Regions from separate parts of the Homo sapiens genome. Here region 2 is linked to region 1. The links are chromatin loops, found by intact Hi-C in ENCODE. Cell type or tissue: heart right ventricle. All regions are shown on one strand. Each heading gives the region's core, and the rest is flanking DNA. Links, peaks and the distances in the headings are about the cores only.

Region 1 (11,615 bases), core at 2,391-10,390:
GGACTTGGTGGACAAGGGGAACCAGGGCAAACATGAAGCTCATGCTGTTTGTTGTGCTATGAGTAATAAAGATCTTTGTCTTTGTCTCAAGATCTGTGTCTTTTGCCAGTATCCTTTGAAATTGTTGTATGGATACTTGTTAGGTTGAAAGTAGGAGTAAAATCTTACATCCTTTAGTGTCCTTTTTAAATCATAGCTCACTGTAGCCTTGAACTCCTGGGCTCAAGCAATCCTCCTGCCTCAGCCTCCTGAGTAGCTGGCACTACAGGCAAGTGCCATTACTCCCAGCTAATTATTGTAGTTTTTGTAGAGATGGGGTTTCACCATGTTGGCCAGGCTGGTCATGAACTCCTGGGCTCAAGCAATCCTCCTGCCTTGGCCCCTCAAAGTGCTGTGATTACAGGCATGAGCTACGCGCCTGGCACCTTTATTGTTTTGCTTTGAACCTAAAACAGCTCTAAAAAAAAAAAAGTCTATTAAACAGCAACAACAACACCTCAAAGCAAATATGGGAAAGGTTCATGTTGTTGGAGCAGGTAATGTGGTGTCTGTTACATTATTCTCCATAATTTTCCATATGTTTGAAATATATATATTTTTTTCTTTTTTTTCTTTTCTTTTCTTTTCTTTTTTTTTTCCTTGAGATGGAGTCTTGCTCTGTCACCCAGGCTGGAGTGCAGTGGCGTGATCTTGGCTCACTGCAAGCTCTGTGGCTCACTGCAAGCTCTGCCTCCTGGGTTCACACCATTCTCCTGCCTCAGCCTCCAGAGCAGCTGGGACTACGGGCGCCTGCTACCACGCCCGGCTAATTTTTTGTATTTTTAATAGAAACGGGGTTTCACCATGTTAGCCAGGATGGTCTCGATCTCCTGACCTCATGATCTGCCCACCTTGGCCTCCCAAACTGCTGAGATTACAGGCGTCAGCCACCGCGCCTGGCCTGAAATATTTCATAAACAAAAAATTAACTCTAACAAAGGGAAAAAAGAAAGAGGAAAAAAAGGGGGCAAGCGATCTGAATAGACATGTCCCCAAAAAGATATACACACGGCCAATAAGCACAAGAAAGATGCTCAGGATCATTACTTATTAGAAAAATGCAAATCAAAACAACAATGAGGTATCACTTTGTACCCCCTAGGATGGCTATAATTTAAAAATTAAAAAAGGGAAAATACTAAGTGTTGGCAAGAATGTGAGGAAGTTGGAACCCTCATGCATTACCAGTAGCACTGTGGAGAGTAGTTCAGACACTGTGGAAAACAGTTTGTTCAAAAAGTTAAACACAGCTGGGCACGGTGGCTCACACCTATAATCCCAGCACTTTGGGAGGCTGAGGCGGGAAGATCACCCGAGGTCAGGAATTCGAGACCAGTCTGGCTAACACGGTGAAACCCCCGTCTCTACTAAAAATACAAAAATTAGCCAGGCGTGCTGGCAAGTCCCTGTAGTCCCAGCTACTTGGAATGCTGAGGCACGGGAATCGCTTGAACCTGGGAGGCGGAGGTTGCAGTGAGCTGAGATCACGCCACTGCACTACAGCCTGGGCAACAGAGTGAGAATCTGTCTCAAAAAAAAAAGTCTGAATCATGAAAAAAAGTTAGAAACAACAAACTGGTCAATAACTGGACTTGCCACATTGTTCTGTGAAGTGTTAATTATTAACTTTTTTGTTTGTTTGTTTTTGAGACAAGGTCTTTCTCTGTCTCCCAGGCAGAAATGCAGTGTTGCTACTATAGCTCACTGCAGCTTTGAACTCCTGGGCTCAACCGATCATCCTGTTTCAGCCTCCCAAGCAGCTGGAACTATAGGTGTATACCACCATGCCCAGCTAATTTTGTAATTGTTTGTAGAGATGAGGGTCTCACTGTGTGTGGCCATTAACAATTTTTTTTTTTGAGACAGTCTTGCTCTGTTGCCCAGGCTACAGTGCAATCGTGCGATCTCAGCTCACTGGAACCTCTGCCTCTCAGGTTCAAGCGATTCTTCTGCCTCAGCCTCCTGAGTAGCTGGGATTACAGGTACGTGCTACCACACCTGGCTAATTTTGTATTTTTAGTAGAGACAGGGTTTCGCTATGTTGGCCAAGCTGGTCTCGAACTCCTGACCTCAGGTGATCCGCCTGCCTCAGCCTCCCAAAGTGCTGGGATTACAGGCCTGTGAGCCACTGTGCCTGGCCAATATTTTATACTGCTTAGCATTTTGAAAGCATAATGTTAACAACATCACAATTTTTTTTTAAAGAAAGAATACCTGGCCAGGTGTAGTGGCTCATGCCTGTAATCCTAGCACCTTGGGAGGCTGAGGCAAGAGGATCACTTGAGCCCGGGAGTTTGAGACCAGCCTGGATAACATAGCAAGATCCCAACTCTATGAAAAACTTAAAAATTAGCCAGGCATTGTGGCACACACCTGTAGTCCCAGCTACTCATGGAGGCTGAGGTGGGAGGATTTCTTGAACCTGGGAGGTCAAGGCTGCAGTCAGCCATGATGTGGCACTGCACTCCAGCCTGTATGGCAGAGCAAGATTCTGTATTAAAAAAAAAAAAAAGAATACCTATTTGTGCACTTTTGGGTTTACAATTGTATGCATGTCTGAATATGTTCGTCCGTATGTTATGTATATGCATATGCTCCATAATTGTCACAGATATGCTAAATAAGGTAGTTGCTGCATGACCTTTAGCTTTTTCACACCCCATAGGCAGGATTGGCTGTGTAACTGCAGCTGCTATTTGCAGAGCCTGGGTTCCTATTTCTGAGCTAACCTCTGTACTATACAATCAGGTGACCAAGACTTTCTGAGCTAACCTCTGTACTATACAATCAGGTGACCAAGACTTTAGCTCAGAGAACCCTCAACAACTTTGAGTTTTTCTTTTTTTGAGACGGAGTCTCACTCTGTCACCCAGGCTGGAGTGCATTGGTGCGATCTCAGCTCACTGCAACCTCTGCCTCCTGGGTTCACGCCATTCTCCTGCCTCAGCCTCCCAAGCAGCTGGGATTACAGGTGCCCACCACCACGCCTGGTTATTTTTTGTATTTTTAGTAGAGACGGGGTTTCACCGTGTTAGCCAGGATGGTCTCGATCTCCTGACCTCGTGATCTGCCCGCCTCGGCCTCCCAAAGTGCTGGGATTGCAGGCATGAGCCACCACTCCCAGTCTAACTTTGAGTTTTTCTAAGTTTGGTCAGCGGCAGGTGGAAGCAGAATTACCTGGGGCCTTGAATCTGAACATCCAATGGTGAGCCTGGGGGAGTCTGTCATTTTAACGAGCCTCTCAGGACGTGGGATCTGCACTCACTTTTGGGACTTTTAGGTCTGTGCACCAATTCCTGATTGCTGGGAGTAGCTAACTCTGTCTTTGGTCTCACAGGCCTGTTGACACTTTGCTTGCCCACATTTGCATGAATATCATGCCTCCCTGTTGTTAACCATTATGCCATATCACTGAGCTTGGTGCTGGGTCTTCAGGTTCATTCTATGCGGACTGCCCTGTATTTCCATGCTTTGTTGAGTCTCTGATTTCTGGGGACCCTGATGCCCCAAAAGAAGCTGCAGAAGCAGCAGACAGGATGTAATCAGCTCTCCCCACAGGCCACACTCACAATACAGGACCTGCACTGGAGCCCTAGATCGTGGATTCTAGGCTCACCTCTGTACCCCAACCTCACATTTGACTGGGGGCAATGGGGAAGCCTATTAGGTCAATAATCTCTCAAAGCTGGTGAAGGCTCAAGTGACTCTTTGTGTGAAGGGAAAACTTTCCTTTGCTCTCTGAAGGTTAGTGAAAATCAATTGACAAAAGGCAGATTAAGAGGAGAAAAGGCAGCCAGGCACTGTGGCTCACGCCTATAATCCCATCATTTTGGGAGGCCGAGGAGCTTGGACCACCTGAGATCAGGGGTTCGAGACCAGCCTGGTCAACATGGTGAAACCCCGTTTCTACTAAAGATACAAAATTAGCCGGGCGTGATGTCAGGTGCCTGTAATCCCAGCTACTCAGGAGGCTGAGGCAGGAGAATCACTTGAACCTGGGAGGCAGAAGTTGCGGTGAGCAGAGATCACACCATTGCACTCCAGCCTGGGCAAAAAGAGTGAAATTTGCTCTCAAAAAAAAAAAAAAAAGAGAAAAGACATACAAGTTTATTAATGTGCATAGTTAATCACAGAGTGATTACCCCATCATCCAGAGTGTGAATATTTTAGATGGGTAGTAAATGATTTTTAGGGTAATTCAATGGGCTTGAAGAACATGCAATGGCCTGGGACAAAGTCTGTTGGGCCTGCAGAGGAGACAAGGGTTTGTGACAAAAGTCTGTCCTAGTGTGTTGACCATACTTCAGTCTTTCCTCCTGCAAAACAAATTCACTTAATGAAAACTCAGGGAGGGAACCAGAGATAATTGTTTCCTTTGGCGTTCTGGACTAAATTTAGGCAGATAAGGGAACAACTTCATCTTGTGCTTTGGGAGGAACAAAGAATTGACAGACAGGAGTGTGTGTTGGTGGCGGAGGTCACAGAGACCTTGAGGCTTCTTCATCAGTTCAGCATGTCAAAATACATTTTGGGGTGTTGGTTTCTGAGCCCCAACACCCAGTTACTGTAGTTGAATGCTTCCAGGGATGGAAAATTCACCACTTAAAAGGAAGCTCTTTTTTCTCTCAGTGTGTCTGCTACCTGAGACTCGAACAGACAGCAGAGTCATGCCAGCTAAATAAAAACTTTCAGGTCCAGCCAGTTACGATGGCTCATACCTGTAATCCCAGCATTTTGGGAGGCTGAGGGAGACGGATCACTTGAGCTCAGGAGTTCGAGACCAGCCTGGGCAACATGGCGAAACCCTGTCTCTATTTAAAACCAAGTCCAAACTTGCTCATTTCCTCTGGACACATTGTTTCTGGCTCCTTCCAGCATCTTTTGTAAACACAGGTGTCACTGTTCTGGTTAAAATCCTTCAGCGGCTCCCCATTCTTGGGATCTAGCCAGGATCCCTGCCTGGCCTACTGGCCTTGCTGACCTCTGCAACTTCATCTTCTCCATTCTCTACCTGCCCTGCCCCGCCCCCCAACCCCTCCTACCCCCTATCTTGCAATTCTCTTACCAGGCCATGCTCTCTCTTGCTTTGACCGACTCCCCTTTACTCAGAAAACTGCTCATTCTTCACTTCTCCAGGATCACTTCCCTGACCCCAAGACTAGATTGGGTCCCTTGCTTATTCATGGTTGTAGCACGCTGAACTTCTCTTTACTAATACTTGTCAACGCTGAAATTCTCCATTTACTTGAGCAATTATGTCACTAATGTCCACTCCTCCACTCCATGGTAAAGTTCAGGCGAGCAGGGCTCCGAATGTGCTCTCATTGCCTCTCCAGCACCTAGCAATGTGCCTGGCAAGTATTCACGGGATGGATGGATTACTCGCTCCAGGAAGGCGGGCCCCAACCTTCGTGGCTGTGGAGACCCCTGGAAGTCGACCGTGACCCGGGCCCCCTGATGTCGCTCAGGATGAGGCGGTGCCCGGGAAACTCTCAGGGCAAGGGCACAGCATAGCTCTGGCTGGCATCCAGCTGCCAACTGGAAGAGGGCGCTCCGAATCTGTGTTTAGGGACCTCAGTTTTCCCACCGGTTCCCCGCAGGGTCGACCGCAAAAGACCCTTGTAGCCCTGGGTAGACCCAGGGCAGGAGCCACGGGCTGCGGCGGTCTGAGGAGCCAGGAGCCGCTCTGTGCCCCCGCAGGCCGCCGCTCCGGGCGAGGGCGCTCCAGGTTGGTCTTCTGGAGCAGTCGTGCGCTGATGGGGCCCCTCTGGCCGGCAGGCGGTGGCGCAGTGCGCGTCGGGAAGGCGGCGGGCTATCCGGTCCTCGGCTGCGGCGGGCACCATGGTCGGTGGCGAGGCGGCTGCCGCAGTGGAGGAGCTGGTTTCGGGGGTGCGGCAGGCGGCCGACTTCGCGGAGCAGTTCCGCTCCTACTCAGAGAGCGAGAAGCAATGGAAGGCCCGCATGGAATTCATCCTGCGCCACCTGCCCGACTACCGCGACCCGCCCGACGGCAGTGGCCGCCTGGACCAGCTGCTCTCCCTCTCCATGGTCTGGGCCAACCATCTCTTCCTAGGCTGCAGGTGCGGACCCCTGCCGGCCGGCTGATCCTGTCCCCTATCTTCCGACCCTCAAGGCCTCTCCCAGGGCTCACCCCTGACCCGAACCTCTGCCCCAGACTGAACCCGGGCCCAACCTCCATCCGCATTGGTCGGCCCGAAGACTGATTCCCACCCTGGAGGCCCCTTGGAAAGATCCTTATCTTTGAGCCTCAGTTTTCTCTTCTGGTAAAAGGGTGGTTATGATGGCTGTAATAATTAAAGGGTGAAGAGCTAAATACATGGCGGGTTCAAAGGTTGCTATTGTTATTTGTATTACTATTATTATTAGCTCAAACCATCACCTTTGCAGTATGCATTCGAAGTCCGTTAGCCCCTGTCACCTACATGGCAAACGTGCAGAGAGAGAAACGGAGATCCCCATTTTACAGATGAAAAAGCTTAGGGAGAGAAGTGATATACCTGGGGCCATGCAGCTTCTGGCAGGATTGATGGATTTTAATCACTAATGAGAGGATGTAATCTGTATCCTATGGCTTTTTCTCCTCACTCCACAGCCCACGGGGTCCTAAGTAGGAACCAGCTTCACCTCTCTGCTTTCCCTCTTATGAAAATGGCCGATGCCTTTTTGTGAAGGTCTCAAAGCCCACTTCATCCTGGCTGCAGCACCAAAAGGACAAAGGCCCGCTTTTGAAGTGCCTGATAAGGCATTCCTTTCACCCCTCCATGAGGAAGGTGGCAAATCTTGAGACTCCCTATTAGAGAGCTTCGATTTTCCTGAAATTGTGTTAGGAAAATAGGGTGACTTGGTTTGATCTTGGTTTCTATACCTATTATGGCTGCCTGACTCTGGTCATTTGGCCCCTGCAGGCCTAAGCCACTTGGTTTTGCTTCACATATTGGGGTTTATTAGAACAGTACGTAGGGAAGCAATGCCAGAGGCACCCGTCCCTTTTCCCTGCCTTCTAGGTGCTCCTGGGAAATCCTGGTTTTCCATGGTTAGGCAAATGTCAGAGAATTGGGGAAATAAATAATGTTTTTGTTAGACTAACATTCCATGTATTTAAAAAATAAAAATATTTTGGTCCTCATCCTGTATCTGAGAATATCTGTTGCTGGATGTACAGTGCCTCTGTTCTTCTAAATCTTGAAACATCTGCTGTACTGGTATTTCTGAAGTCCACTTCTGTATCTACAAGCAAGAAGTGTTCACAGGGCCAGGCACGGTGTCTCACGCCAGTAATCCTAGCACTTTGGGAGGAGGATCACTTGAGGTCAGGAGTTGGAGACCAGCCTGGCCAACATGGTGAAACCCTGTCTCTACTAAAAATAAAAAATTAGCCAGGCGTGGTGGCACACGCCTGTAATCCCAGCTACTCGGGAGGCTGAGGCAGGAGAATTGCTTGAACCTGGGAGGTGGAGGTTGCAGTGAGCCGAGATCACACCACTGCACTCCAACCTGGGGGACAGAGCAAGACTCCATCTCAAAACCTTGTGGGGAACATGTATAGGTTTGCCCTGCAGTATCAGGTCAGTTCTCTGAGAGCTGATTTTATAGTTGAGCAACCTGCAGTTTCTTATTAATCCACAGTGACAATTGTTCCAAGGTTTTTACCTTACTACTTTTTATTGTGCAGTTACAATAAAGACCTTTTAGACAAGGTGATGGAAATGGCCGATGGGATTGAAGTGGAAGACCTGCCACAATTTACTACCAGAAGTGAATTAATGAAAAAGGTAAATAGGATTTCCAAGTGCATGTGATGAAATGGTGTAGAGTTAACAGTCCCTGCCTTGATGACACTATATTAGAGTATATTGTTTTTGAATGCTCTTTACTGCCCCAAAGACCTATACCCTTTCATTTTTATTTCCCCATAATTGGTATAAGCCTTTTCATAAATAGTTGACAACTCACTGTGGTAAATTATGCATTGTTGATGAGGTAACACATAAGCTTAACCTCTTCCGGTTGTTTAGGAACATTGTTTTGAGATTTTTGCTTGATGTTTAAAAAGATGTTGGCTAGAATACTTAAGTTTCCTACTTGTTAAAAAATCTCATTGGTAAGACTCATCCTTACCCCAGGTGTGAGTGCCGGTGTGAGTGCCGACCTGACTTGTTTGGCTTCTGTGATTTGCTGATAAGAACGTGCCTGGAGCAATGTCGATGGCATAGCTGTTCTCTACCCTTTGGGGTCTGATCTCAGGCGATGGGCTTTTTACAGTGAGTCTTGCCTAGAGTCTTGAATCTGGACACTGGAGCTGGGGCTACAGAATGTGGCAGAAAGAACCTCAGAATATGGAGCTGGGCATCCCAGCTATTAATACTTTTCAGAATCACCTCCAAAACATGCTTGTTTCACATTTGTCTGCTCAGGCAGCAGAATTAATTGCTCGCTTATCTTCTGAAGTTCCTTTGGCACTTTATCCAGGGCTCTTTTAAAGCAGTTGTGACCTTACAGATGGTGTCTAAAGTTCTATTTAGTCTTTACAACTCCCAAACCTAGTATACTTATACCCCAGAGAAGGTACTCAGAAAATACTTATAAAATCGACTGAAGCAGTAGAGTAAAAAGCTGCTGGCCCCTTTTTAGGTCTGCCCTTAGAAACATAGGTAAGCCCATTCCTCCACATTTAGGTCTTGTCTTGGGAGGTGGGGCACATATAGAGGTCCTCTTCCATATGGGTGTCAAGGAACTAATCAGATTCTCAGTTGCTCATAAAGTATTTCAGTCCCAAATAGTACACCCCACTTGATTTTCAGGATGGTTTGTTTTTCTTAAAAAAGTATTCTTTTAGTTTTAATCTGAACCTGGGGAAAAGCTTCAGGTTGGTTTTCGAGATGCTATTATGTTTTAAAATCAGCTGTTACCTCAACACAGTACTCCTGACAAAAAATCAGTAAGTAAAATCAGCTGTTTTTTTGTTTTTGTTTGTTTGTTTGTTTGTTTTTGAGAGGGAGTCTCCCTGTGTCGCCCAGGCTGGAGTGAGGTGGTGCGATCTGGGCTCACTGCAAGCTCTGCCTCCCAGGTTCACACCATTCTCCTGCCTCAGCCTCCTGAGTAGCTGGGACTACAGGCGCCTGCCACCACGCCCAGCCAATTTTTTTTTTTTTTTTTTTTTTGTATTTTTAGTAGAGACGGGGTTTCACCGTGTTAGCCAGGATGGTCTCGATCTCCTGACCTCGTGATCCGCCCGCCTCGGCCTCCCAAAGTGCTGGGATTACAGGTGTGAGCCACCGCACCAGGACTAAAATCAGCTGTTAAAAAGGGGCTACTGTTTTTAGCCAGGGAGCAGTGTGAATTGGGAGTGTGTGGCTTTTTGGATCTTCTCATGTAATACTTAAAAAAATACTGGGCAGTCCTTGGGTGTTCTATAGTAAGGTTCTTGGGGCCCAGCCAGGGAGGAGCTAGATAGTTTCTGGCTACTGGAGTATACCTTATGGGGCAGGGGCAGGGGCAGAGGTAGGCAGGGAATGAGGTGAGCCTTTATTTTTAATTTATTTTTTAGATAGAGGCTCACTTTGTCACCCAGGCTGGAGTGCAGTGGCACGATCTCAGCTCACTGCAACCTCTGCCTCCCAGGCTCAAGTGATTCTAGCGCCACAGCCTCCCCAGTAGCTGGGATTACAGCCGGGTGCCACCATACCCAGCTAATTTTTGTATTTTTAGTAGAGAAAGGGTTTTGCCATGTTGTCCAGGCTGGTCTTGAACTCCTGGCCTCAAGTGATCTGCCCAGCTTCCCAAAGTGCTAGGATTACAGGCGTGAGCCACTGCACCTGGCCGAGCCTTTATTTTTTAACTGCTTGTGATAGATTCTTTCCTTTTTGTTTCTAAGAGGTTTTCTGATTTTCCTTTTTTTTTTTTTTTGAGATGGAGTTTTGCTCTTGTTGCCCAGGCTGGAGTGCAATGGTTCAGCTCACTGCAACCTCTGCCTCGCGAGTTTAAGCGATCCCTTGCCTCAGCGTCCCAAGAAGCTGGGATTACAGGCGCCTGCCACCACGCGCGGCTATTTTTTGTATTTTTTAGTAGAGATGAGGTTTCACCATGTTGGCCAAGTTGTTCTCGAACTCCTGACCTCAGGTGATCCACCCACCTCAGCTTCCCAAAGTGCTGGGATTACATGCGTTAGCCACTGTGCCCAGCAAGGTTTTCTGATTTTTTATATCAGTTCTCCATTATACTTCTCTGTCTTATATGTTTTCTGAAAGGTATCTGAACTCTTTCCAGTCATGTTGGGTATTAGAGATCAGAACACCTAATGACATTGGGCTGCAGACCCCAGTAGGAGACTAAGGAGGTTTGGCACGTCCCAAACATTATCTATAGACCAGTGTGAAGTGTGTGTGTGTGTGTGTGTGTGTGTGTGTGTGTGTGTGTGTTAGGAAGGGTCTTTCTGAAACATCCTAAAGGGGTCTTATACCTAAAAAATGTACAGAGCCCCTGCCCTGGGATGTTCATTCTTGACACTGTCATTGCACAGTGTGAGTCTACAGAGAAGAGTCCTCAGGCATGAAATTATCTTCTTGAAACCAGTGCCGCCATCTTACTAATCATTAGCAGTTAGCTATGTGGAAGAAGCCTATATAGAGGCCATACTTCTATAGCATTTTTGAATTGTGTGTTGCAACTTCCTTCAAATAAAACTTATGTTTTTCTAAGTAGCCAGGTTTAACTTTAGTCTGTTGATGCCACTCTAAGTGAAATTCAGCTGATCCTGAAAAGTGAGATACTTAGAGGGTGCATAGAGTTTTGCCAGTTTTGTTTTCAGACAGGGGTCTCTCTCTGTGGCTCAGGCTGGAGTGCAGTGGCTTGCTCACGGCTACCCGCAGCCTTGACCTGCCAGGCTCAAGTGATCCTTGCACCTTAGCCTCCCCAGTAGCTGGGACTACAGGTGTGTACCACCATGCTTGGCTAATTTTTGTAGAGACTGGGTTTTGCTATGTTCCCCAGGCTGGTCTCAAATGATCCACCTGCCTCAGCCTCCCAAAGTGCTGGTGTGAGTCACTGTGCCTGGTGAATCTTTAAGACTCTTCCAGATAAGCCCATTCTGAGAACGAGTCATCTGATCTATGTACCATGACAAATTTGTGTGGTATTGAAGGCTGTCCCCTCTCCATTGAATGCCACTGGAAAGAGAGCCATGAGGACTTTGCAGCAGTTTCATCCTTTGCCTGCAGTTTTTGCACACATGACAGAGGATGCTGAAAAACATTAGGCAACATTGCCAGCCCATAGACAAAATACTCCTGATGTCCAGCCATACACCTGAAAACGTCTGTTGTTGTTCTGCCCAGAATTGATGCTTTAGCTAAAAAATTAGAGTTTAGTTGGGTTTTAAAGCTAGCTACCAAGTGGAAGTAAATTGCCTGGCATTGTTGGTATCTCAAGACAGACAGTGATGATGATTTGGAGACATAAGCTCTTTAAGATTTTAAAAATACTTTATGGCTATTCTGCAGCTTTGAGGCAAGTAGATCTCTGCAATCTGTCCAGCTCTTTTTTTAAGTCTGAGAAAA
Region 2 (11,615 bases), core at 2,124-10,123, 56 kb before region 1:
CCTCAGCCTGATAAAAGGCATCTAAAAAACTCTAACATCCTATTTAATGATGAGAGATTAAATGCTTTCCTTCTAAGATCAGGAACAAGACAAGAATATCTGCTCTTACCACAAATACTCAACATTGTAGTGGAAATTCTAATCAGGGCAATTAGGCAAGAAAAAGAAATAAAGGTCATCCAGACCACAAAGGAAGAAATAAAACGATCTCTTTTCACAGACGGCATAATCTCGTATATAGAAAATCCTATAGAATCCACCAACTATTAGAATTAATAAACAAGTTTAGCAAGGTTGTAGGATGAAAGATCAATATACAAAAATCAATTGTATTTCTATATACTAGCAATATAATCCAATAACAAATTAAGAGAACAATTCAAAAAACCAAAATATTTAGGAATAAATTTAACCAAGAAAGTACAAGACTTATATATCAAAAACTACAAAACATTTCTGAAATAAAGAAGATCTAAATAAATGGAAAGAAATGTTCATGGATCAGAGGACTTAATGTTGCTGAAATGGCAATATTCACTAAATTGATCTACAGACACAATGTAATACCCATGGAATTCCAACTGGTTTCTTTGCAGAAATTGACAAGTTAATCCTAAAGGTCATGTGGAAATGCAAGGGAACCAGAATTGGCAAAATAATCTGAAAAAACAGTTGGAGGACTGCCACTTCTCACTTCCAAAACTTACAGCAAAGCTACAGTAATTACAACTTTGTGGTACTGGTGAAGGATTAGACACATAGATCAATAGAATAGAACCAAGAATCCAGAAATTGGCCCTTATATTTAAGGTCGACTGATTTTTTTTTTTTTTTTTTTTTTTTGAGATGGAGTTTCACTCTTGTTGCCCAGGCTGGAGTGCAGTGGCGCGATAGCGGCTTACCGCAACCTCCGCCTCCTGGGTTTAATAGATTCTCCTGCCTCAGCCTCCTGAGGAGCTGAGATTACAGGCATGCACCACCATGCCTGGTTAATTTTTGTATTTTTAGTAGAGACTGGGTTTCACCATGTTGGCCAGGCTGGTCTCAAATGCCTGACCTCAGGTGATCTGTCACCTTGGCCTCCCAAAGTGCTGGGATTACAGGCATGAACCACTGTGCCCAGCCAGGTTAACTGATTTTTGACAAAGATGTCAAAACAGTTCAATGGGGGAAATAATAATCTTTTCAATGAATAGTGCAGAGGCAACTAGATATTCACATGCAAAAGAATAAAACTGGGGCCAGGTGCGGTGGCTCATGCCTGTAATCCCAGCACTTTGGGAGGCCGAGGTGGGCAGATCACCTGAGGTCAGGAGTTTGAGACCAGCCTGGCCAATGTGGTGAAACCCTGTCTCTACTACAAATACAAAAATTAGCCTGGCATGATGGTGCATGCCTATAGTCCCAGCTACTTGGGAGGCAGAGGCAGGAGAATTGCTTGAACCAGGGAGGCAGAGGTTGTGGTGAGCCGAGATTGCACCACTGCACTACAGCCTGAGCGACGCAGTGAGATCCTGTCTCAAAAAAAAAAAAATGAAAGTGGACCGCTGTCTCATACCATATGCAAAAAATTACTCAAAATGGATCAAAGACTTAAGTGTGAGAGCTAAAACTCTATAACTCTGACATTGTTTGTCTGTGTCCCCATCAAAATCTCATCTTGATTTCCCACATGTGTGGGAGGGACCTGGTGGTAGGTAATGAATCATGGGGGCAGGTCTTTCCCATGCTGTTCTCATGATAGTGAATAAGTCTCATGAGATTTGATGGCTTTATAAGGCAGAGTTTCCCTGCACAAGCTCTCTCTTTGCCTGCTGCCATCCACGTAAGATGTGACTTGCTCCTCCTTCCTTTGACCATGATTGTGAGGCCTCCCCAGCCACGTTGGACTGTAAGTCCAATAAACCTCTTTCTTTTGTAAATTGCCCAGTCCTGGGTATGTCTTTATCAGCAGCGTGAAAATGGACTAATACAAATTCTTAGAAGAAAACATAGATGTAAATCTTTATCTGGATTCATCAATGGTTTCTAAGCTATGAAACCAAAGTCACAAGCAAACAAAGGAAAAATAGATTGGTTGGGTACGGTGGCTCATGCCTGTAACCCTAGCACTTTGGGAGACTGAGGTGGGGATCACTTGAGCTCAGGAGTTCAAGACCAGCCTGGGCAACATGGTGAAGCCCTGTCCCTACAAAAAATACAAAAAAATTAGCTGGCTGTGGTGGCCCATGCCTGTAGTCCCAGCTACTTGGAGGGCTGAGGTGGGAGGATTGCTTGATCCCAGGAGGCTGAGGCTGCAGTGAGCTGAGGTTGCGCCACTGTGCTCCAGCCCATGTGACAAAGTGAGCCCCTGTCTCAAAAAAAAAAAAGGAAAAATAGTTAAATTGGACTTCATCAACATTAAAAATTTGCTGCAGCAGATGACATCACTAAGAACGTGTAAGACAATCCAGAAAAGTCTTACAAATCATGTATCTGACAAGAGACTTGTATCTAAAATATGTAAAAAACCCTTATAACTCAATAATGAAAAGACAACCCAGTTTTTAAAAATGGGCAAATGATCTGAATAGACATTTCTCCAAAGAAGATATACAAATGGCCAATGAAAATATACTCAGGGCCTGGGTGCGGCGGCTTATGCCTGTAATCCCAACCCTTTGGGAAGCCAAGGTCGCAGGATCGCTTGAACCCAGGAGTTGGAGACCAGCCTGGGCAACATAGTGAGACTCCATCTCTACAAAAACTTACAAATAAATAAAAGAAAATATATTCAATATCATTAGCCATCAGGCAAATGCAAATCAAACCATATTTAGATACTAATCATACCACTATGATGGCTACATTCAAAAGGATAGAAAATAACAAGTGTTGGCAATGATGTATACAAATTAGAAACCTCACACACTGCTGGTAGGAATGTAAAATGGTGCAGGTGCTTTGGAAAACAATCTAAACTGTTCTCCCACAGCTTAAACATGGAGTTACCATATGACCCAGCAATTCTACTCCTGGGTGTATACCCAAGAGAAATGAAACCATATGTTCACACAAAAACTTATACATTAATGTTCATAGTAGTGTTATTCGTAATATCCAAAAAGTAGAAATAATCCAAATTTTTGTGAACTGATAGATAAAATGAGGTATATCCATACAATAGAATATTACTCATCTATAAAAAGGAATACAATTCTAATATATGCTACATCATGGATGAATCTTCAAAACATATAAGTGAAAGTCACAAAAGACCACATATTGTAAGATTCCATTTAAAGAAAATGTCCAGGCCAGGTGCGGTGGCTCATGCCTGTAATCCCAGCACTTTGGGAGGCTGAGGCAGGCGATCACCTGAGGTCGGGAGTTCGAGACCAGCCCTGACCAACATGGAGAAACCCCGTCTCTACTAAAAATACAAAATTAGCCGGGTGTGATGATGCATGCCTGTAATCCCAGCTACTCAGGAGGCTGAGGCAGAATTGCTTGAACCTGGGAGGAGGAGGTTGCAGTCAGCTGAGATCGTGCCATTGTACTCCAGCCTGGGCAAGAAGAGCAAAACTGTCTCAAAAAAAAAAGTCCAGCATAGGGAAATCCATAAGGACAGAAAGTAGATTAGTGGTTACTTAGGGCTGCAGGTGGGGCGTGAGGGGGAAAGTGGAGTACCTGCTAATGGGTATATACATATACATATCTATATCTATATCTATATCTATCTATATATATGTATGTATTTTTTTTTTTTTGAGATGGAGTCTCACTCTGTCACCCAGGCTGGAATGTAATGGTGCAATCTTGGCTCACTGCAGCCTCTGCCTCCTGGGTTCAAGCAATTCTTGTGCCTCAGTCTCCAGAGTAGGTGAGATTACAGGCACCCGAAATCATGCCCAGCTAATTTTTGTATTTTAGTAGAGGCAGGGTTTCACCATGTTGGCCAGGCTGGTCTCGAACTTCTGACCTCAAGTGATCTGCCCACCTTGGCCTCCCAAAGTGCTGGGATTATAGGCGTGAGCCACCACACTTGGCCTGGGTATAGTTTTTTGAGGAGGGGGTGTGATGAAATGTTCTAACATTGATTGTGGTAATGGTTGCACACTCTGAATATTTGAAAAACCATTCAATTGTACACTTTGGATGAATAATATGTGAATTATATCTCAATCAAGCTGTTATTTAAAAAAAAATCTAAAAATGATGAGTTCATGTCCTTTGTAGGGACATGGATGAAATTGGAAATCATCATTCTCAGTAAACTATCGCAAGAACAAAAAACCAAACACCGCATATTCTCACTCATAGGTGGGAATTGAACAATGAGAACACATGGACACAGGAAGGGGAACATCACCCTCTGGGGACTGTTGTGGGGTGGGGAGACAGGGGAGGGATAGCATTGAGAGATATACCTAATGCTAGATGACGAGTTAGTGGGTGCAGTGCACCAGCATGGCACATGTGTACATATGTAACTAACCTGCACATTGTGCACATGTACCCTAAAACTTAAAGTATAATAAAAAAAAAATCTATGGATCTGAAAGCCAGGAGGTTTCTGGTGATGCCAGCCACAGCCATTTCAGCATGATGTAGGGGAACCGGAGAGTAGCAGGCTGAGGAGTACACTGGAGTAAGGAGAAAAGGAAGATACAAGAAGACTCAGGAGGCTCAGCTGGCCACGGAGGCAGAAGTGAGACTTGATGGAAGGGAGGTCCTTATCCTGCAAGCCCCCATAAGACACCATTGCATTCCTTAGCCTGAGATTCAGTGCCTCAAAGAAGCTGGTAAAGCTAACCCCATGGGCCTCTCCAGGCTTCTCTCTGGATGCTGTCCAGACTGGCCAGGTCAATCTTCTTGTCTATACCACTAAAACTTAGTCACTTGCAAGGGCTTACCACATCCCACCTCGTCTTGGAGCTCTTCCCTGGAGATGCCAGCTCCCACTGACCTCTCCCATCTCAGCCTGCTTTTACACTGCATACGAGAGGGCATCACCTTGCCATATTTTACAGCTTCTATATGTAACTCGCAAGCATGCAGAGGATGCAGGCATGTACACACTGCTTTCCCAGACTGTGAGGACAAGGGGACCCAGGCATGGTTCCGGCCTATGCCTATAAAGTCCCTGACTCTTATTCCCACTTGCTCAAGCAGGGACCCTGCAGCCCCGTACATGATATCCCAAGAATTTCTGGGAGCCCCAGGGGATGCTGCAGGTGACTGTTTTTTGTTTGTTTGTTTTTGTTTTTTGAGATGGAGTCTCACTCTGCAGATTGGACTGCAACAGTGCAATCTTGGCTCATTGAAACCTCCACCTCCCAGGTTCAAGTGATTCTCCTGCCTCAGCCTCCCGAGTAGCTGGGATTATAGGCATGAGGCACCGTGCCCGGCCACAATTTTTGGAACAAGTCCAAGAAGGTACCATGTCTACAGTCTTTCCTCTGCTGCTCTTCTGGTCATCCTCTGCCTCCCAGCTGAGGTGCAGGACTTGCTGGCGCTGGAGGCATTTTGTCAGAAGGGTCGCTGAGCAGCTCAGCTTGGGTGCTACTGCCTTGCCAAGTTGGTAATGAGAAAGCCCATGTTTGGGGGCCAGCTTTGTTCTTATGCTTTTTGTAGTCAGATATGAGGCCATATAAGGCTCAGCCGAGGATTTGGCCTAGTGTAGGAACTACACTGAATTCAGCCTCAAGCTGCAGCCCCTGCCACAACCTCTGATCAGTATGTTCTCTGCAGAGACCATGGGATTCCCCAACCATGGCCAGGAATCCCGGACTCACTGAGGCTGAGTTGAGGATCTGATTTAGGGAGCCTGAGATTGCCTGGGGTCTGGGACCCAGAACCTTGAGAAGTCTGCCAGACTTGATTCATTTAACATTTTCTTATACCACTGCCCTTGATCCAGGTGTGTCCAGGCTGGCCTCCTTTTGAGGAAATGATGATTGAACCTGGGTTTCTGGGAAGAGCCATGTTTTCTTTGGTGTCTACATGTATCCACTCATTCCACCTGAGCTAGAGCCAGCAAGTAAGAAGTACTTATCAATCCTTGGGTTCCAATGTTTTCAGAAGAGCACAAGTCCCATGAGGCTAGGGTTAAGGTGTGAGGAAGCCTTCTGAATACCCTATTCCCTCTTTTAAGATGCTCATTAATTAGCATATGAAATAAAAGTTTTGATAAAGCCTGGAGTATATGGTGTTTAGCTTTTTCTTTTTTTTCCTTTTTTTTTTTTTGAGACATGGTTTCACTCTGTGAGCTGAAGTGCAGTAGCACAATCATAGCTCACTGCAGCCTCAACCTGGGCCCAGGCTTAAGTGAGCCTCCCACCCCAGGCTCCTGAGTAACTGGGACCACAGATGTGCGCGGCCACACCCAGCTAATTTTTAAAATTTTTGTAGAGATTGGGTTTCACCATGTTGCCCAGGCTGGTCTCAAACTCTTGGGCTCAAGTAATCCTCCCGCCTCGGCCTCCCAAAATGCTGGGATTGCAGGCTTTCTTGAAGAGTGTTTGCCAAATACATTTGCCCCCAGGACCCTTTTTTGTTCACCCCACCCACGATCACTCAGGAGCACATTTTGGGAAATGCTCACCCCTACAATAAAGTCCAGAATCTGTAGCTGGCACTCTGGCCCCAGCCTACGAGTCTCAGCCAACCCATCTCCTCTCCTCCCAAAGGAACTCCTCTCCATATCTTAAAAGGCATAGCCCACAGCTGCCTCCACCTGCTGGGGTGCCAGTGTCCCGGGGCCACCCGTGTCCTCTCCCCACCTCCTAACCACAGCTCCTGCTTCTAACAGTGTCCTTGAGTATCCCTGGATGCCTGTCCTCCCTCATCCCCTTTTTGAGGGCATTCCTGCATCTCTGAATTGCCATCGTGAGGCCATGGAACACCACATTTGGCAACAAGCCAAGGGGACAGGCCTGGCCAATGAAGAGCTCTCGGAACCTGAGGCCCCACTCTCAGCTTCCCTACCCCGCGGGGACTCTGCCTCAGGCAGCAGAAGAGCAAGAGACAGGATTGGAGATGGAGACGGGGGTGGGGCGACAATCCAGCACCGGCACCTCCCACAGGCGGGGACCAGAGGCTGCCCTCTTCGCTGAGCCGGGCACTGGGTGAATGAATGATCAATGACAGTTCTTAGAAGCTCCCTCCTTTGCTACCCCCACCCCTCGCCCCAATCCCAGGCACATTCCCCACTAGGGAATTGGCCACATCCCAAGTCAGACACATCCTGGCTACAGCTGGCTCTGGGCCGGGCACCCCCGGGGCAGCCGGGCAGGGCGGGGTGTCCTGGAGAGCCGCGGATGGGCCTCACACCCAGGCTGGGCCAGGACACCCCGTCCTTGGCCGAGGCCCAAACCGGCTCTGTTTACAGAATCTGTCAGCTCTGTTTCCCCCTCCCCCACCCACCACTTCCCCTAGAGTCCTGGGGGCTGGGAAAGGTGCAGGCGGGGCCTGAGGGAGCTTAGGCGGCTGCCAAATCCCTGCGGCCCCATCAGCCCCTCTCCCCATCTTGGCTCCTAAGATCTATCCGCCCCAGTTCTCCAGTCTTCTGGTTTCCTCTTCAAAGCGTCGGGTGGCACTCCACCCCTGGGGAATGTGCATTTTGAGACAGATCTGGAGAAACAATCCTTACCCCCAAGGAAAATTTAGCTAACGGTGGAAAGATAGGCACCGTGCCGCCAGGGGCCCACAAGCTCGGGCTTTCTGGAACTGCTCCAGCCAGCCAGGAAGGAGACCTCCCTCCTTCCCTGGGACCCCAAGCCGATGGGCCCCTGGGAGTATTTCCAGAACTGCTGGAGGAACTTGGCGCAAGTTAGGTGTAGCCTGGCAGGCGGGCTGAGGGCTTTCGGGAGCAGCGAAGTCCGGAGATAAGGCCAACCGCTTGCAGGGCCGCCGTGACTCAGCTCCCGCCGGCCGCAAGGAAGCTCCGCGGCCCCCTCGGAGCAGGACGAGGAGGAGGGGCGATGGGCAGAGGCGGAGCCTGGGACGCCCCGCCCCCCGCTCCGGGAAGGACGACCCACCACACCCAGCTTCCCAGAGGCGCCCGGATTTCCCACGGGTTTCCCCGCTTGCTGTATATAATAACAAAGGCTGGCACTTTCTGAGCGCTCGCTCTGTGCTAGGCACTTCACAGGTCACTTGTTTGTTATCCCCAACAAGCCTCAGAAGCAGGTGCCATATGACCTCCACTTACAGACAAGGAAACAGGCTCTGAGAGGCCAAGTGACTTGCACAAGGTCACACGGCTACTGAGTGGTGGGGGCTGCAGCTTCCAAGCGCCCAGACCCCTCCTGCCCCTTCCCAGCCCCTATGTCCCGCTTTGAGAGGGGCCAGTGGGTCTCCTGGTGGTACCTTACTGGGCAAAACCAAGAACCTGGACATCTCCTGGCCTGGGAGCTAACTCAATGCAAGTATGTCATTTGGAGGCAAGTCCAGTCTGGTTTTAGGTGATGGCAAAGTTCCCAGCTCTAAGCTCCCCTTGACCTCCACTCTGAGGGAAACTCTTGGGCACAAGGATGGCCCCCTGACCCTCCTCCAGAATACTGCCCACACCAACACCCAGCCCTGCCCTCTGGAGGGATGAGTCTCCATCCAGAAAGCCCCTGGCTTGCTCACAAGTTAGCCCCTGAAACCTGCGGACTTGACAAGTGAGCAACAGCAGGCCCTCGTCGCTGCCACTGCCACTGGCTGGCCCCTGCCCATAGGTCAGTGCCAGGACAATGCTACAGAAAGCCAGTCTGAGCCCCAGGAGGGGTCAAGGAGCAAAGGGCAACCTGCACCCTAGGGCTGCTCTGCAAGGTAGTGAGCTGTCTGTCGTTTGGGGTGGGGGAGCACCTATGAAAGAAACAATTCAAAAAGAGGGGAGGATGAGATAACCTTTCAAACGCCAAACTCCTCTCTTCTATGAGGCAGGCAGTATACAAGTGAGTGGCTTATCTGACAACTGCTTAGATGGAAACTTTCCACTTTGGGAGGCCAAGGTGAGAGCGTTGCTGGAAGCCAGGAGTTTGAAACCATCCTGGGCAACAAAGCAAGACCCTGTCTCTGCAAAAAATTTAAAAATTAGCCAAGGCTGGACATGGTGGCTCACTCCTGTAATCCCAGCACTTTGGGAGGCCAAGGCAGGCAGATAACTTGAGGTCAGGAGTTTGAAACCAGCTTGGCCAACATGGTGAAACCCCATCTCTACTAAAAATACAATTAGCAGGGTGTGGTGATGCACACCTGTAATCCCAGCTGCTCCGGAGGCTGAGGCAGGAGAATTGCTTGAACCCAGGAGGCGGAGATTGCAGTGAGCCGAGATTGTGCCATGCCAGCCCGGGCAACAGAGCGAGACTCCTTCTCAAAAAAAAAAAAAAAAAAAAAAGGTAGTCGAGCATAGTGGCATGCACCAGTACTCCCAGCTACTCAGGATGCTGAGGCAGGAGGGTTGCTTGAGACCAAGAGTTTGAAGCTGCAGTGAGCTGAGAGTGCACCACTGCACTCCAGCCTGGGCGACAGAGTGAGACCCTGTCTCTAAAAATAAAATAAATAAATGAAGGAGACTCTCCCACTTCCTTCCCTTTTGACCTCTTTCTGCTGGGCCCTGTGGACTTCCTCCTGGAGACTCAGAAAACATTGGAAATAAGGGTACTCCCATGTGCCCCTGCCTCTGTTTGCCACTGTCTCAGTAACCAGTGCGTGGGCTCTGGGAGGCTCTGATTCATGGGAAGAAAGGAAGGGAGGGATGGAGGGAGGGAGGAGGAAGTCTTGAGATGAGACGCTGCTCTGTGGTTGAGTTGGTCTGACCTGGGCCCCAGTCCTAGCTCCAACCTCTTTTCCCAAATATGTGACTTTGAAAAATACCGCTTCACTCCCAGAGCTTCCATAAAATGAGAGAAATGCTTTGCTATAAATTAGATTTTTCTGCCAACCAGGATAATTCAAGAATTTCCCCTTGACATTCTCGAGATCAACCACCCTTCTGGTGAGAGTTGTTGATAGCAACCAGTGACCATGGTGGGCAAATGGTCAAATAAGTGACAGTGCCCAGTGGGCAGCCCAGCTCTACGTAGACATCATACTTGGCAGCTCTGTGTGGAGGAGGTAAGTCCCCAAGGACAGGCAAGTTTGGGTGCGAGAGGAGGGAGAGAGAAAGGGAACTGAGTAGGGGCTACAGAAGATGGGTTTCTTGCAATGGGAGGGGCTGTGGTCTGGGAATAGGGGACCTGTGTCCTGAAGATACTACTGGCCACCGCTTCTGTGTACACGGCATAGCATGAAGTGCTTCACACGCATTGTCACATTTAGCTCTGTCTGTAAGGCAGGTACTGTTATTACCCCCACTTTACAGATGCAAAAATCAAGGCTTGGAGAGGTTAAGAGATTTGCCAGTGGACGAGCCAGGCAGGCTGACTCTGGAGCCCTGTCCTGCCAGGTTCTGGTTCTGGTGCCTCGCCCTTGCCCTATCTCCTTCCCCCACGGTTGTCTTGGAGGCTGATACCCAATGGCCAGACCAATTGTGCCCAGTCCTCCAAGATCCCCACCTTTGCCTGACATGCTCTGTCTCCCCCTTCTAGCTGCCCTGTCCGGCCAGGGTAGCTTTGGTTGTGTTGGGTCTTGTGCAGAGAGAGCAGGGTTGACAGGGACTAGGATCAAGGCCCCAACTTACTGGAGACAGGATGTAGGAAAGGCCCTGTGGCTGGTGCTGTATCTTGCACAGCAAAGGAAGACCGGGAGGGTCTGTTACCCTGTTACCTGAACCCAGATCTGGTTTCAGAAGGATTGAGGAAGGTTTTAGACAGTTTTTCAGGGAAGCTGTAAGGCTGAGGCTGCCCCAGCTACAAGATGATACTGGAGGATGCCAAGGCCTTCTCAGGACCCCCACATTCTCATGTCGGAGTCGTGGTCTGGCCTGAGCCATCTCCTGGAGGATGGACTGCATTGCAGTCCTCCCAGCCTCCATGCAGTGGTACTGAGACCCCAAAGAGGGGCCCCATCCCCTTTGGTTTGAAGAGCTCCATCCCTGCCCTCTCACCTCCACTCTCAGTCGACTCTTCATCTTTCCTTGGAAACAAATCACTCCCAACTTCAAAGCATCGTAATTCCGCTCAAAGAGCAATCTCGAGAATGTCAAGGGGAAATTATTGAATTATCCTGCTTGGCAGAAAAATCTAATTTATAGCAAAGAATTTCTCCTGAAGTTTTAATAGTTTTTTTTTTCCTCCGATGGATTTTAATGCACAATTGTTTCCCAAGCTTGGAAATCTAGTTTGAAGCACTGACATCACTTTCCAGTTCTTGATTTATTGCTAGCTCTCTGCTTTTGAGCCTGGTAGGAAACCCAACATCCTATTTTCCCTTGAACTTGAGAGTACTGCACTCTCTGGTCAGCCTGTCTGACCAGGCATCAGATGGCACTGCCATCTTGTTAAGGTTGTAAAGGGAGTGCTGGAGGCCTGGCTGAACCTCCCACCATCTGCCCTCCTTGCCTGGCTCCCCAGGGCAAGCCCCCTCCTTGAGGATTTTGCTGGCGAGGAACCCCAAGGCCATGTCTATAAGGATGCTGCTGGCCTGTGGGGACCCTATGGAGCAATAACATGGCTAACCCTCCTTTGCCCACTCCCTGCCTCCCA

What was found. Peaks named below come from ENCODE experiments on the same cell type or tissue, not always from the same donor. Only the 100,000 strongest peaks of a DNase experiment are listed, where the experiment ranks them.
Region 2: it touches region 1 in a loop (7-fold over the local background); 50 of 110 quality-filtered maps call a loop at or near these places.

The regions. Positions count from the first base shown.
Region 1 is chr5:134,406,120-134,417,734 of GRCh38, reverse strand. CDKN2AIPNL (CDKN2A interacting protein N-terminal like) reads left to right here and starts at 5,854. Exons shown (of 3, transcript NM_080656.3): 1 at 5,854-6,119; 2 at 7,733-7,832. The coding sequence starts at 5,881. RefSeq lists enhancers at 4,986-5,723, 5,711-6,200, 5,724-6,462. In heart right ventricle, for the core only: CTCF peaks have their summits at 5,544 and 5,751; a DNase peak (open chromatin) is centred at 5,784; H3K4me3 peaks cover 2,373 bases; H3K27ac peaks cover 1,756 bases.
Region 2 is chr5:134,462,269-134,473,883 of GRCh38, reverse strand. No RefSeq gene overlaps it. Among named protein-coding and RNA genes, the nearest start is that of LINC02999, 33 kb to the right of the region's middle. In heart right ventricle, for the core only: a CTCF peak has its summit at 7,098; DNase peaks (open chromatin) are centred at 7,333, 7,893 and 8,637; H3K4me3 peaks cover 1,740 bases; H3K27ac peaks cover 3,917 bases.